Linked DNA regions of Homo sapiens: region 1 is linked to region 2. A link is a contact called in ENCODE Hi-C or POLR2A ChIA-PET data. All regions are on one chromosome and are shown on one strand. The core of a region is the stretch at or near the end of the contact, and the rest is flanking DNA. Distances in the headings are between cores, read along the strand shown. Region 1 overlaps USP36 (ubiquitin specific peptidase 36). Region 2 overlaps CYTH1 (cytohesin 1).

Region 1 (2,838 bases), core at 329-2,828, 110 kb before region 2:
GTTCTGTTGCAGTGAAGTGCTCCGTGTGCAAGAGCGTCTCGGACACCTACGACCCCTACTTGGACGTCGCGCTGGAGATCCGGGTACAGATCTGTCCTGCCCTTCACTTTTGCAGTAGGAGAGCGAGGCCAGAGGGTGAAACAGAACCCGCAGAACAGTAAAGGCATCAGATCAAAATAGATAGGGAGAAAACTCCTTTGCTCCCTGCCGCCTTGCAGTACAGACCATTGTCTTTACCTGTTTTTTTCTAGAGTTTTTCCTAAGCGTATCCTTTTATTTAAAGAAAAAAATGGTAAAATTGGGTTTTGTGTCCTGAAGCATGAACAGGAACAACGCTGTCCCCAGGGCTTGAGGAGAGTCTGTTGTGTGCTCTGGGCGGCGTGCAGCCTTTGGAGCTTGGTGGCTCTGTGGGCCTCACCTGGGAGAGCAGCCTTGGCTTTGTCGCACATCCTGCTGCAGCTACAGGGTGCGGGAGGGTGGTCTGCCTTTGCTGGGCCAACCCAAGCTCCAGAGCAGGTCCAGCTACAAGATCATCCTGATAAAAGTGACTGATTCATGGCAGACCTGCAGCTGTCATTTCTTTGCTTTGCTTTTTTTTTATAGGGGCTTGAGGGACAGGGTCTTGCTCTGTGGCCCAGGCAGGAGTGCAGTGGCGCAATCATAGCTCACTGTAGTGTTGACCTCTAGGCTTAAGTGATCCTCCCACACAGCTGGTACTACAGGCATGCACCACCACGCCTGGCTAATTTTTTAAATTTCTTTGCAGAGACAGGGGTCTTGCTATGTTGCCCAGGCTTGTCTCAAACTCCTGGCCTCAATGATCCTCCTGCCCCGGCCTCCCAAGGTGCTGGGATTATAGGCGTGAGCCGCTGTTCCTGGCTGCTTTCATTTCTTGTCTCTGGAGAAGGAGTCCCAATCTGGCAGCTAGTGGGCAAATTTTTATGCGAGTCTAAGTTCTGTGATTTGCTGCCTCAGCCTAAAAAAGACCTTAAATTTGGCATTTCTTGAATCAGCCTTTTTCCTCTGCTGTGTATTTTACTCCCTGTTTTTGTCCTCCTCAGCAAGCTGCGAATATTGTGCGTGCTCTGGAACTTTTTGTGAAAGCAGATGTCCTGAGTGGAGAGAATGCCTACATGTGTGCTAAGTAAGTTTCACGTTGCTTGTGGCAGAAGACTGATACCAGACGGGAAATAAGTCCCCTCACCTGACAGTGTTGTGCCCACCCACTCTTCCTTAGCGGTGACCGCTGCTCGCATTTCTTGAGGAACCTATGTGTGTCCTAAAAACTCAAACTTCTAAATAACACGAATGAAGCAATAGCTATGATTTTTATAGCTACAGTTTACACCATACCTGTTCTAAAGATGCCGCATATATTGTGCAGTAGGGGCTGTGGTTTCCCATTGCTAGGGATGGTGAAACTGAGGCACAGAGAAGTGAAGTGACCAGCCATGGGGCCACACCAAGAGGACGTGGCAGAGCACGAGCTCACATCAGTTCACACTGGCTGGCACCGGGCGGCCGCCCCAGGGACTGTGCCCAACCAGCTGCTCTCTTGCCTCTTAAGGAGTGTTTTCTTTGGCTTTCATTTTTTACTTAACTGGTTTTGGACATTTTTCCGTTTCTGCAGATAGAACTCTTACTTTGTCATTTGTTGCATTTTTAGTAGTGACAGGGTTTCACCTTGTTGGCCAGGCTGGTCTCGAACTCCTGAACTCAGGTGATCTTCCTGCCTTGCCTCCCAAAGTGCTGGGATCACACTACTACAGCCGGCTGAATATCTTTATATCTAGGTCCTTGTAAAGCTGTAGGCACTAAAGAATATATTCTTAATTCTGCTTTACTCTTCTTTAGGTCTGTTTCCTGCAGCTCTCCAAGCTGCGCGCCTCTGCTTCTGTTTTCTCTCCCTGTGTTTGCGCATCTTCTAGCTTTGCTTACGTTGACTTCCTGCCTGCCCGTTTTATCACTCAGCCACATCTGCTTTAATTTGCTCTTTCCTGTGTTGGCCCAAAGCAACTTTTTCCTGTATTTTATTTAGTTTCCTGGTGGGTACAGTACTTTTATTTTTTTGCTTTAGAATCTTCCCACTTTCTGTAGTCTTATTTCCCTGTGGTAGCTTTCCTTTACTTGAGGCATGCTTAATGTGATTTTGAGAGGAGCAGAAGGTCGAAATCTCATTGATGAAGATTCCACTATTACAGAGCAGTTGTTGCTGTTATTAACTTAGCGTTAAGACAACATTTTTCAGAGCACGAATCAATCATTCATTAATCTTTCTCATCACCTTCTTCATAGATGCAAGAAGAAGGTTCCAGCCAGCAAGCGCTTCACCATCCACAGAACATCCAACGTCTTAACCCTTTCCCTCAAGCGCTTTGCCAACTTCAGCGGGGGGAAGATCACCAAGGTGAGCGCTCGTGACACCATCCCAGGCAGCTCCGTGGGCCACAGTCGGCATCAGAATAACACGAAGAAAGTGATAGCCACGAGTTTGATAGCTGCTGTTTACACAGTACCTGTCCCTGTTCTAAAGGTTCTACACATATTGTGAAGTAGGGACTGTAGTTTCGCCCTTGTCCAGGACGGGAAGACAGTCACAGAGAGGGGAAGCAACCTGGGACGCCTTTTAAAAATAGACGTTTCTGGGTTTATCCCAGTGCCAGTGAATTTGAATCTCTGGAGGACAGGGCCCAGGAATCTGCATTTTTGCAAAATCCCTGAATGCTTGTTATACACAGTCAAGTTCCAGGGCCACTGTCTTAATGGATTTACCGCAGCTTCTGGTTGTGCTTGGGCTGGTCCTGGCAGGGACTTTCAGGGTTCTCCAGATGAGTGTGA
Region 2 (2,700 bases), core at 23-2,522:
TAAACTGCTCCTAAATTTTTATGTGAATTACTCCCCTCTGTTGTCCACTGTCGGTGTGCATTTTAAAGTTTCTGTTTTTCCTTTGTGTAAAGGAAAAGCTTAATGAATGCTGCTGATACGATTTCAAAGGGCTGGAGTGTCCAGTCATGTCTGAGGATAATCGTGAGCTTATTTGCACCTTCCTAATGCTTAAGGGAAGAAAATGTAGAAATGCGATGATAGTATAAAAGGACAAGGACTCTGCTTTTTTTTTTCCTTTTATTTTCATGAAATGTTAGTGACTTTGAGAGTTTAGTTTTGAATGGGGTTCCCAGACCGTTTTCTGACTGCTTAATGCAATAAATGAGCTGTTTCCAATTCACTACATGTCTGTATTTTTCTAAGCCTAAGTCTTCCTGTCTGGCTTCGTAGGACTGTTTGATTTGTTGTTTTAGACTCCTGTGGGCAGTGCCTTCAGGGTATAGTGAGGCTGAGTCCTCCACAGAAGGCAGCCAGCTCACCACGGCCAGTCTCTGTATTGTCCATTTGGTATTTTGGATTAGTTTCCCCTCTTTCCATTTTAAACACTCGTAGCTTAAATGAAACGGATACGTTGGACTTCATAAAAATTTAAAACTTCCGCTTTTGTAAAAGATAAAACTATTAAAAACTATTAAAAGAAATGAACAGGCAACAGATTAGAAGTAAATATTTGTAACAAATATATCTGAAAAAGGACTTGTATCTAGAATATATGATAGAAAGGCAGCCCAAATAAGAAAATGGGCAAAAAACTTGGACACTTTACAAAAGAAGCCATATGTGTAGTAGACACATGAAAAATGCTTAACATCATTAGTTGTAGGGGATGTAATTTAAAACCACCATGAAACGGTACTTCACATCCCCTATGATGGCTAGAATTAAAAAGACTGATGGTACCTCATGTTGGCAAGTGCTAGTGAGAATAAAATAATATAACCATTTGGGAAAGAAGTTTGGCAGTTTCATCAGCAATTCAACTCCTAGTTACTTAAGAGAAATGAAAACATGTCCATACAAAGACTTGTACAAGAATATCTATAGCATTCTTATATAAAATAACCAAAAGCTGGAAATACCCTGAATGGCTGCCAGCAGGTGACTGGATAAACAGGTCGAGGTAATAGACTATTACTCAGCAGTGTGAAGGAATGAACTGCTAGCGTGCAGCAGCACGGATGAATCTCACGAACATTGTGATGAGTGAAAGAAACTGTGGGCACCGTGTGCTTCCATGCGTGAGCATCTAGAACATGCAAACTAAGCTGTGCTAGTGTGCTAGCCGAAATCATGACAGTGCTGCCTCCGAGGTGGTTGCTGGGGCGGGGTGGGGTGGGGTTGACTAGGAAGGGCCATAGGGAACTTACAGGGATGGCAGGAATATTCTGTATTAATCTGAGTGGTGCTTCAAGGGTATATGCACTCATCAAAACAAATTGAACTGTGCACTTAAGGTGTGTGCATTTTGTTAAATGTAAATTTTACCTCGATCTTAAAAATGTAAAAAAAAATGGCTTTTTTCTGACTATAAAGGTAATACACCTTTACTGCAGAAAATTGGTAAAATACAGAAAAGTATAAAAAACAAATTTCTCATAAACACTTATCCCAGAGATAATCAGGATTCATATTTTGGTACGTTTCCTTTCTGTATATTCCGGTGTCTGCACACACATATTCAGAATTCAGTGTGCCCTTTGTTTTTCTCTTGATTAATTCTCTGTCAGTTACCATAGAACAGCAAGGAAACGCAGACACCAGGAACGTGAGTGCATCCAAAGTACTCAGCCAGTGAATTTGGGAAGACTTGTAACTCATGAACTGCATCTGAAGTTGTGAGTCAGGAAGTAGTCTTTAGGTTATTATTATTTTTTAATCTGGAACTTAAAATGGTTTTCCGGTATCGAAAGCGCCAAGACGGAAGTGATTCTGCACATCCCTGAGGATCCATCCATACGGGTACTCAGGCTCACCCTGCATTTGTTTCTCAAGCAGGCATTACATTTGCTCGGACTTTCTTATAGGAGAGAATTCATGTTTCTCATCGACGATCTGATGCATTTTGTAGGAATGATCCTAAATACTATTTAATCAAGCAGAAATAATATACTCATGTAGTACAGGATTTCACTTTCTGAAATGTATACGCGTCAGTTAACTAAGGCGATCCAGTAGCAGTAAGCTGTTTTCCTTTGGACACCTTAACTGGGGTGTCAGACCTGTGTAGGCTGGGGAAAGCCACTTAGAGAAGTAGCTGCCTAAGGCCTAGAGCTATAGGGGCTCCAAGTGGGGCAGATAGAGAAGTGAGCTGGCTAGCTAATGAAATTAGGGAGCCATCTCTGGTGTGTGTCCCAGGCAGTCATGTGGCACAGACTGTGACTGGCGGATATCTGGGAGTGTGCGTTCTGGTGGCTGCAGGAAAGCCTTTGGTGAGGACTGGACTGAGGCCCAGGAAGCTGAGCATTCCCAGGAGTTTCACCCCTTGCTTCTGTGGGCACCTCTGACGCTGCCTCACCACTTACACTGGAAACCATGAAACAGGCCTTCCTTGTGGTATTTGTTTGGAAATACTGATCAAAGTAATCTTCCTGGATTTAGAAAAAAATGATTAGACAATCATTTTAGTTAAATAGGAATTTCTAGATACCTGGTCATAACCCTTCATTCTGGCTGAAATTA

Evidence for each region. A loop is a pair of places that touch in the nucleus more often than their neighbours do. ChIA-PET counts read pairs that join two places held with the same protein, here RNA polymerase II (POLR2A). Pooled maps may share reads with other maps.
Region 1: a pooled map shows a loop between it and region 2 (2.8-fold over the local background). The contact joins two enhancer-like sites. A Hi-C loop is called at or near these places in 1 of 168 maps with a recorded cell type or tissue (endothelial cell of hepatic sinusoid) and 5 of 50 pooled maps. POLR2A ChIA-PET finds 5 or more read pairs at or near these places in 10 of 52 experiments (CD4-positive, alpha-beta T cell, CD4-positive, alpha-beta memory T cell, HEK293 and 6 more).

The regions. Positions count from the first base shown.
Region 1 is chr17:78,818,236-78,821,073 of GRCh38, reverse strand. USP36 (ubiquitin specific peptidase 36) reads left to right here. Exons shown (of 21, transcript NM_001385174.1): 8 at 13-83; 9 at 1,062-1,144; 10 at 2,296-2,407. Among named protein-coding and RNA genes, the nearest start is that of USP36, 21 kb to the left of the region's middle. Within about 2 kb of position 1,578, at least 6 of the 41 ENCODE cell types and tissues checked have a DNase peak (open chromatin) inside an H3K27ac peak, as active enhancers do.
Region 2 is chr17:78,704,948-78,707,647 of GRCh38, reverse strand. All of the region lies in intron 3 of CYTH1 (cytohesin 1), which reads left to right. Among named protein-coding and RNA genes, the nearest start is that of SCAT1, 74 kb to the right of the region's middle. Within about 2 kb of position 1,272, at least 9 of the 41 ENCODE cell types and tissues checked have a DNase peak (open chromatin) inside an H3K27ac peak, as active enhancers do.